Linked DNA regions of Homo sapiens: region 2 is linked to region 1. A link is a contact called in ENCODE Hi-C or POLR2A ChIA-PET data. All regions are on one chromosome and are shown on one strand. The core of a region is the stretch at or near the end of the contact, and the rest is flanking DNA. Distances in the headings are between cores, read along the strand shown.

Region 1 (5,669 bases), core at 1,842-4,341:
GTCTACCCTGTTGAGGTCAGGGAAACATAAGGAGACATCTCATCTCAGTCCCTGCCCAGGGAAAACTGTAGTCTTACATGTGTTAGGAAGTAGCAACTGGTGCTTGCTTTGGCAGCACACACACACACACACACACACACACACACACATATATATATATATATATATATATTTTTTTTTTTTTTAGACGGAGTCTCACTCGTCGCCCAGGCTGGAGTGCAGTGGCGCAGTCAGTCTCGGCTCACTGCAAGCTCCGCCACCCGGGTTCACGCTATTCTCCTGCCTCAGCCTCTCAAGTAGCTGGGACTACAGGCGCCCGCCACCACTCCCGGCTAACTTTTTGTATTTTTAGTAGAGATGGGGTTTCACGGTGTTAGCCAGGATGGTCTCGATCTCCTGACTTCGTGATCTGCCCACCTTGGCCTCCCAAAGTGCTGGGATTACAGGCGTGAGCCACTACGCCTGGCCAGCAGCACATATATTAAAACTGGAATAATACAGGGAAGATTAGCAGAAGGATGACATGCAAATTTGTGAAGCGTTCCATATTAAAAATGTTTAGGCTGGGCGCAGTGGGTCACACCTGTAATCCCAGCACTTTGGGAGACTGAGGCGGAAGGATTGCTTGAGCTCAGGAGTTCAGCTGTGGGCAACATAGCGAAACCTTGCCTCTTACAATAACTACAAAAATTAGCTGGGCATGGTGGCACACACCTGTAGTCCCAGCTACTTGGGAGGGTGAGGTGGGAGGATCACTTGAGCCTTGGAGGCGGAGGTTGCAGTGAGTTAAGTTTATGTCACCAGCCTGGGTGACAAAAAAAAAAAAAAGGGGGCAGCACCAACTGCTGTGCTATGTGCTAACAGACTTGAAAGATGCCTTAGAAAAAGGCCATTTGGCAGCTCTGGTGAAAAAAGGAAAAAAGGTCACAGCTTGCCAGTTCCATCTCAGAGCCCCAGGATAGGCCCCTGCATAGAGCAGACCAATGCCACACCTGCTGGAGGAAAAGCAATGAGTCTCAGGACACCAGAGCAAAGAGACTTAGAAATGACTTGAGCTTCATCTTCCAGGTAAGGAAACTGAGGCCTAGTGAAATGAGCAGTCATTGCCCAGAAGGAAGCAAACGCAGTGAGAAAAGCCCTCTGAAGAAAAGGAAATGGTGTGAGAACAGCAGTGACTGCAGAAGGGAAGGCTCACGGGAGACTTCACTGACAGGAACCCCAGGATGTCATTCTCTGACTCTACCAGACAGGAAAAAAGGGCAGGCTGGGTGAGATCTCAGTAAGTGTTATGTTCTTGAGACTCAGGGAGTTTTAAGAGAAATGAGAACATTTTCTTTTATTCTTTCTTTTTTTATTTTGTTTGAGACAGAGTCTCGCTCTGTTGCCCAGGCTAGAGTGCAGTGGCACAATTTCAGCTCACTGCAACGTCCGTCTGTCAGGTTCAAGCAATTCTCCAGCCTCAGCCTCCCGAGTAGCTGGGATTACAGGTGCCCACCACCCAGCCTGGCTAATTTTTGTATTTTTAGTAGAGACAGCGTTTCACCATGTTGGCCAGGCTGGTCTGGAACTCCTGATCTCAAGATATCCGCCCACCTCAGCCTCCCAAAGTGTTGGGATTACAGGTGTGAGCCACCGCGCCCAGCCGAAATGAGAACATTTTCTGACAGGCATCCACCCACGCTTGTGAGCTAGTCTCTCCACCTTCTAGGAAACAAATCCAGGACCTGCTGCTCCTCAGGCACCAGTACCCTGCAGGACCTGCCCCCTGTGACCACGTATTCCCTCCTGAAAACCTATCACCGTTCTTTTCCTCTCTTATTCTTCTCTGGCTTCTCTTCGCCCCTCACTGCTAAATGTAACGTTCAGCTCTCAAACTGCCGCTCATTATTTCCCTCCCTACAGACTTTGTCTCTCCAGAATCTGCTCCCATAGATTTGGCACATTGCCAATGCTTCCCCAACCCTGAGATGTAATAACAAAACCCCAACTGCTTGCAAGATGTTTCTATTGGGCTTGTCTTGTCTGCTCAAAATTGTTGTCAAAATCAAAGTCAGGCCAGGTGTGGTGGCTCATGCCTGTAATCCCAGCACTTTGGGAGGCTGAGGCAGGTGGATCACTTGAGGTCAGGAGTTCGAAACTAGCCTGGCCAACATGGTGAAACCCTGTCTCTACTAAAAATACAAAAATTAGCCAGGCATGGTGGTGCGCGCCTGTAGTCCCAGCTACTTAGGAGGCTGAGGCACGAGAATCGCTTGAGCCTGGGAGGTGGAGGTTGCAGTGAGCTGAGATCATGCCACTGAGCTCCAGCCTGGGTGACAGAGCAAGTCCCTGTCTAAAAAAAAAAAAAAGAAAGGGAAGGACATGTTTTTTGGAGGCGGCAAAGTCTCAAACTCACTGGTGGTGTGTGGTAGATGACTGACACCTTGGCCGGTCAAGACGCCGGGGTTGGATGGTCCAAGAAGAGGCCTGGGTGTGGGCGGGGACCCTTGAAACTTACACTGTCTGGACGTCAGTGGCGAGCCCGGCCAGACCGATGTACAGCCGGTCACCCATGGGAAAGATCTTCTGGAAGTCCGTGGTCACCATCTGGGCCTGGATCCCGAAGCGCCTGTCTGCAGCGATGGCCACACAGTTCTTCCCCTTCATGGCCATGACGGCCCCTCCGTTATAGGACATAATAGACTAGGACAGACAGAGCGGAGGGGTCAGCGCGGGGGGTCAAACGCTGCCACAGCCCCCGGCCCAGCTCCTGATGCGGAGGCTCCTGTACGCCCGTTCTCCATTCCGGAGGCGTCTGAACCCCTGGTTCTCCAGCTGGGATGAGCACTGTGTGGCGGCAATGAGCCGCACTCACCCTCTTGGTCCTCACCGGGGCCCGCTCCCCTCGAACTGAAACCGCTTCCTTCCATCGACCCTAGGCCCTTTTCGTCCCCAAGCCTCTCCTGACCCCCTCCGCTTCTCAATCCTTCCCCATGCCCCTTTGCTTTAACTCCCCATCTCACCATGATTGCGGTGTACTAGGATCCCTCGATCGCCAGAGCAATTCCAGTAAACCGGGTCTAGCCTTCACTGCGCAACCGCTCTCACTGCTGTCTCTTCATTGGCTGATAGGCGGACTCTTCCTGGACATCTGGGCTTTCTATTGGTCACACGTCCCTGTCGGTCACCAGTACAGGTAGTTTGGTTGCAAAGTCAAAACGGAGGCGGGAAAAGCGGAAGTGAAAAGTCACTGTGGCTGCGGAAGAGACTTGCGACACGGTGCATAGTGGGATCTCGGCGGACCTGGACTCGGGACCTCAGGGACTGGGGGCGGAGCCTGCGCGCACGTGGGCTGGTGAAACTGGGTTTAGGAAGCTGCGGCCCCAGCTGAAGGGGCACCGTGACGCTTATCAACGTGATGTATGAGTTCGTCGTATTAGTCGTGCTAGCTTATTTATTCACTCCAGAAATCCTGCGTTTACTGTGTACCAGGCACTTGCCTAGGCTCGGAATATTCACTGGCCCACAACAGTGCCTAGTATATAGGAGGCGCCCATTAAATGGAAATTTAATGATGCAGGTGGGAAGGGGAAGGCGTCGCGTGTAGGCGTCGCGGGTATTTTGCGGCTGCAGGGGTTCAGCTGTGAAAGGGAGTTTGGAAGCCGAAGCTTGTTCTGATTTGGGGGACTTCCTGCGGCCCGACTTCACGTATCCTCAATCTCAGGTCACCCTAAAAAGGGACGTTCCGCGCCTCTCCACGTTTGAGGTAGAACCTGAGGATAGCCAGAGTCGACCTCTCGCCGTTCCAATGGAGGAAGGGCGTGCACGTCCCGCGTCCTCTCCTCCCAAGCTCTTTCGCCTCCCTCCCCCATCAGGATCCTTCCCTTTCTCCCCCGGGTTCCACTTATTTCGCCCGATGGCGGCATCTCTTACGGCGTCTGCGCCGTCCAGGCTCGCTCCCATTGACTCGGCTCACTACTACGCCGGTAGTCGACTCGGTCTCTGTGGCGCAATCGGTTAGCGCGTTCGGCTGTTAACCGAAAGGTTGGTGGTTCGAGCCCACCCAGGGACGCTATGACCTTTTTTTTTTTTTTTTTTGTCTTTTGGGTTTTTTTTTTCTCCCCGGAAGATAAAAACCTAAGCCTTTTACTCAAAAGCCAAATTTTGCATTGAAATGGCAGCAGCAATACTTTTTCTAGGAGAATCACTGTTCTTGAAAATTCTTTGCTGCTCAGTCAATAATGGGATAATTTCTCCAGCACTTCCCTCCACACCCCCCCAACCCGCCTCCAAGCTAGATCGCAGGAAACCTAAAGACACAGGTTTTTGTCTCACTGTGCATGCAACACGTTTCAGGATGCATTTTTTCATAGGATTAAGAATGAATTTACAGTGGAGGTTCGACAGTTTTCTATTGTCTGCCTCAATCGATATTACAGTCTCCAAATACTACATTTGGAAGGGAAGAGAATGAGAGAGACACAGAGAGAGAAACAAGTATGAAGAGAAACAAAGGTGAGAAAGGGAGAACATTGTTGTGATACAGGGAAAGAAGGGACGTGACAGAACTAGGCAGGGTGGGTAGGGGAAGACCTCAAGACAATGGAGAGTGGGAAAATAGACGCATTTAATATTAGAAGCATCAGAAAAAAAGGAAAACAACACATTTTTTCCCCCTAGAACTACACAGGGAGGTGGGGGAGGAAGATGGGGAAATAGAAGGAGAAACTGACTAAGGACCTTGTTTGGGGGAGATAAAAGGTATAAAGGACACAGAGGTAAAGACGTTCCGGAAAGCTCTAGAGGAGCCGCCCTCTCCTGTCTCGTCACCATTTTTAAAGGGATCTGATCCTCGCAATAGCTCTTGGTATATGCTGGAGGTAATTGCCTAGATTTCCCGCGTTCCTGTCCTCTGCGAGTCTCTGGCTTGTGACAGCCACTGTGACTCTTCTGATGCACTTGTCAGCTAGAGGACCGCGTGAGATGCAAACACAAAATCAAGGGGCGCCTAATGTCTGACGAGGCGCATTCCTGGGCGCAGTGGGAGCCTCGACCTTTGTGGAGGAGAATGTGCAAAGCACTCTTGAGCAGTTCTCATAGACACTTGGTCTCTGCAGATTCGGCTCAAAGGAGGCCTCTTCTGGAAGCCCACCCCAGTACTCACCCACCCTTAGCGGGAGCTCACACCAGAAGCGATGGGCGCTAAAGGGACAGGCTGTGTGTCCTTCAGGGTTTGCACCCACCGGCCTGTGAGCGCCCTGCGCAAAAGCCAGGCTCCTGTGCCTTGAGTTCCCAGTTCCTAGCGCAGTATTTGACACTGGCACATGACAGGTGCTTTCTATGTCGGCTAGTAGTAGAACAAAAGACTAGGAAACTCTTTCGATGTGGGAAGAGTTGGGTCAGAAGGTTCTCCTGAGAAACCAGAAAGGCCAGGAATGTGGAGACTAGTCATCCAGGACGCAAAAGATGAAAATGGAGTTTTAGTGGGTAATAGGGTCTTAGCACACTCCTCTCTAGCGGTTCTCTCCTGTCTGGCGCTTAACAACCGAAGAATAAGTGGATGGACCCCGGTGGCCCCTCGGGCAGCCCTCCAGGATTCATGGGCCGCAGAGGAACGTCAACCCCCTTCCCACTGGCTGATAATGCCCCGAGGGGCAGCCCCCCAGGTGCCCATGTGGTTGGTGGGTGGG
Region 2 (3,565 bases), core at 1,066-3,565, 4.6 Mb before region 1:
GTTTGCTTTGAAGATAGTAATGTGGGGCTGGGTGCGGTACCTCATGTAATCCCAGCACTTTGGGAGGCCGAGGCGGGTGGATCACCTGAGGTCAGGATTTGGAGACCAGCCTGGCCAACATGGTGAAACCGTGTCTCTTCTAAAAAAAAAAAATAAATAAAATACAATAATACAAAAATTAGCCGGGCATGGTGGCGCGCTCCTGTAATCCCAGCTACTTGGGAGGCTGAAGCAGGAGAACCACTTGAACCTGGCAAGCGGACTTTGTGGTGAGCCGAGATCGCTCCATTGCACTCCAGCCTGGGCAACAAGAGCCAAACTCTTTTCGTGTTTATATCCTCTTTCTTTAACTCTTACAGGGGCCCCTTTCCCAAGGCTCCGCCCAGCCCTGCAACCAGTCAGAGCATGTGCTCCCCTGAGGGCTGCACCCTGGCCTCCTCGAAAACTTGCCCTTGCCGGACCAGACAGTTGAGAAATGGCTAGAGGGACGAGACCTGAGTACCTGTCTCCATGTGTGCAGCTATACAAAATATGTAATTGCCGGGCGCGGTGGCTCAAGCCTGTAATCCCAGCACTTTGGGAGGCCCAGGCGGGGGATCATGAGGTCAGGAGATCGAGACCATCCTGACTAACACGGTGAAACCCCGTCTCTACTAAAAAATACAAAAAATTAGCTGGGCGTAGTGGGGGCGCCTGTAGTCCCAGCTCCTCGGGAGGCTGAGGCAGGAGAATGGCGTGAACCCGGGAGGCGGAGCTTGCAGTGAGCCGAGATCGCGCCACCGCACTCCAGCCTGGGCGGCAGAGCGAGACTCCCTCTCAAAAAAAAGAAAAAAAAAATGTAATTAGACGTCTGTAACACATGTAATAAAGCAAGTACAGCAAGATGACTTTAGGTGATGGGCATACGGGTGTTCACCAAACAATTCTTTCAACGTATGTGTGAAAAAAAGTTTAAAGTAATGTTGGATGCCAGCTAGGTCAGGACGAGATGGGGAGGGGGAGGGGGAAGGGAGGGGGAGGGGATGCGGAGGGGAAGGGAGGCGGAGGGAGAGGGGAGGGGAAGGGGAGGGGGAGGAGGAGGAAAGAAGAGCCTCCTAGAGCTCTTCGTGTCTTTTCCGTTGTGGGTTTTTCCTCCTGAAGGGCAATGAAGCCGAAGGAGCTTTCCCAAGATTCCAGTGATTTACAGGCGCTTTTCTGTTCAGTGGTTGGCAGGCAGGGCACGGCGGGGCATGCAAATTTAAAATGGCTGCTTCTCTCGGGAGTTATGGGAGCAAAAAAGGAAAGTGAATATCCTCCAAAATAGTAACAATATTACTTACGCAGGTGTTCAGATTTGGATAAAGATACACAATCTCAACGTAGGAGAGAGAGTTATTCAGGGTGCTATCTGTCACCCTGAGGTTAGGATGTGTGGGAGAAGGAGTACAGTGGCCGATCGTTAACATTTTCGTTTTGAAAACGGTGTTGATACAGTGGAAGGCTTGTGGTGTTGCTGGCCCTTGATCGCTGGAAGGATTCCGAGGTGTAGTTTTCGAAGCGGGAGTTTTGTTCGCATTGGGCGCTTAGCGTCTGTTACTGTCGCTAACGGGAGATTGTCAACGTGTTTGCATTGGGCCATTTGCATCAGTTGGGACCGTTGTTACTGACCTCCTAGGTTGTGTGTTGCGTTTACACGCTTAAATCCGGGTTTCACGGTCTCTTAGTACTCGCGTATTTAAGCTCATCGCGCGTACCTTACTTCTACGCGTTCACGTCGGTTCGTCCGGGCCTATCAGCGCCGCTGCTTTTAAATTGGCCGTGTGCGCTTTACGTTTGCACCTTTACGTCGGATCACTGGGGTCCATCAGCGCCGTAGTTTTTGAGCTGGCCGGGCGTGCTTTCGAGCGCTTAGTTGCTTTCGGTTTCACTTGGTTGCGGCGTGACGATCATTGAGTTAAAGGTTACTGCACTCACTTCAGTCGCCATCGGTCTCCGTAATCTGACTGCCCTTTGCTATTACTTGCTTCACTCACATACGATATGCGGACGGTCCTATTTAAGTTGAGCGCCCATACTTCACTATCCCAAGTGGGACTGCTTTTTCATTTACGTGTCTCTATCCGAGGCAGTATAAACATCTTTCCATTCAAGTTTACCGCATGTGTTTCACTATCGAGAGTCGGACTGCTTTTGGATTTACGTGGCTTTGTGGGATGCGGTATGAAGATCGTTGCATTCAAGTTTACCGCCTCTACTTCACTGCAGAATCTGACTGCCGTCAGATCTGTATGACAGATTGTTGCATTCGTTTTCTGCGGGTACGTCACTATCCAGTCTACTTTTTCCATTGACGTGGCTGAGTCATATGTAGTATGACTGTCAGAGACGTTGGAACCTGAAGCGACCCCATTTTGAGTGAGGGCTAGAAAAATGAGGCCGGGACTTACGGGCCTGCATTCTCAGAAGGATATTCCTAGCTTTCAGATACTTACGGTTAAGGGAACAAATTAATGTTTACTGAAGAGACCCGAGTGTCCAGATAGCTGGATATCTGGAGAACAAAGGCGTTCCTAATTTTGCTTTAAAGGTAGTAATAGGGATTCTTGCAAAATGTAATAATTAAAGTTAATTATCACAAACCCTTGTAACAGAACACCTCTCCCCATGTGTACAAGCATTGTACCTAGGGTGGATACGTTCCTTCTCTTAGTTTCAGGAACGCCCTTCTCTGTCTGTGGAGTAGCTGTTCTTTCACCACTTTACTTTCTTAATAAACTTGCTTTTATTTTGCACCGCGGACTTGCCCTGAGTTATTTCTTGCGCGAGACCCAAGAACCCTCTCTTTGGGTCTGGATCGGGGCCCTTTTCCTGTGACGTATTTCTGGCCACCACAGATGGGACTATAGTGCTTTGGGGAAGTGTTGGGGTCCTATAACATATTTCTGGCGAATGATGGAAGGGACGATACTGAAGAAACTCCCCCAACCCAAAGGAAGTAGACTGCAGCACTGCAGTAGTCAGTAGACTGACTTTGGGTAAGTGGTGGAGTGCCCGGGTAAAGAATGGGATTGGGTTAGAGGCCCAACTTAATGGAGTTAGAGTCTTTCCTAAAAGAGAGTGGGTTAGAGGCCCCTCTTAATAAAAGGCAAGGACACTTGACCGACCTCGGGTTAGAGGCCCGACCGAGGAGGGTTAGAGGCCCCTCCCAGTAAAGCCCCTCTCGGCTAAAAAACAGGTTTGACACCGCAGGCTATGCTCTTTGTATTAGTCTGCCTCGTCCTCCTTGTCTTGGTTGCTGTCTCCGTTTCAGTGTCATTTTCAGGAGACTTCATTTAACTGGTCTTAGGGATTTTAACTGATTCTTCTCCTATGTCCCTCCCGATTTCTGTCCGTTTGCTTGTGAAACACTGGGAACCAAAAGCATTGGAGGATCCGGCTCTAAAATTGCTGATTGAGATTTGATATTTAACAGCTATGAGCAGTAAGATTCGATAGATGTGGTTGTGTTTTGTTGCTGCTGTGCTGAGTGTGATTGAGAAGCACTAGGATGGAAATCAGGGGACTTTTCTCCTTGCTGTTTTGTTTG

The links. Hi-C counts contacts between places; a loop is a spot of excess contacts on that map. ChIA-PET counts read pairs that join two places held with the same protein, here RNA polymerase II (POLR2A). Pooled maps may share reads with other maps.
Region 2: a loop to region 1 is called in a pooled map, with 10 times the contacts of the local background. The contact joins the enhancer-like site here to the promoter of PSMB3 in region 1. A Hi-C loop is called at or near these places in 1 of 168 maps with a recorded cell type or tissue (naive thymus-derived CD4-positive, alpha-beta T cell) and 5 of 50 pooled maps. POLR2A ChIA-PET finds 5 or more read pairs at or near these places in 1 of 52 experiments (naive thymus-derived CD8-positive, alpha-beta T cell).

Annotation. Positions count from the first base shown.
Region 1 is chr17:38,750,163-38,755,831 of GRCh38, reverse strand. PSMB3 (proteasome 20S subunit beta 3) reads right to left here and starts at 3,091. Exons shown (of 6, transcript NM_002795.4): 1 at 3,003-3,091; 2 at 2,498-2,682. The coding sequence starts at 3,005. TRN-GTT2-5 (tRNA-Asn (anticodon GTT) 2-5) reads left to right here and starts at 3,978; the gene lies at 3,978-4,051. LOC100287808 (a long non-coding RNA gene) reads right to left here. Exons shown (of 1, transcript NR_149004.1): 1 at 4,080-5,669. It also overlaps the pseudogene RNU6-866P.
Region 2 is chr17:43,359,246-43,362,810 of GRCh38, reverse strand. No RefSeq gene overlaps it. Among named protein-coding and RNA genes, the nearest start is that of LINC00910, 28 kb to the left of the region's middle. RefSeq lists silencers at 988-1,087, 1,538-1,597 and enhancers at 1,848-2,027, 2,073-2,768. Within about 2 kb of position 2,315, at least 38 of the 41 ENCODE cell types and tissues checked have a DNase peak (open chromatin) inside an H3K27ac peak, as active enhancers do.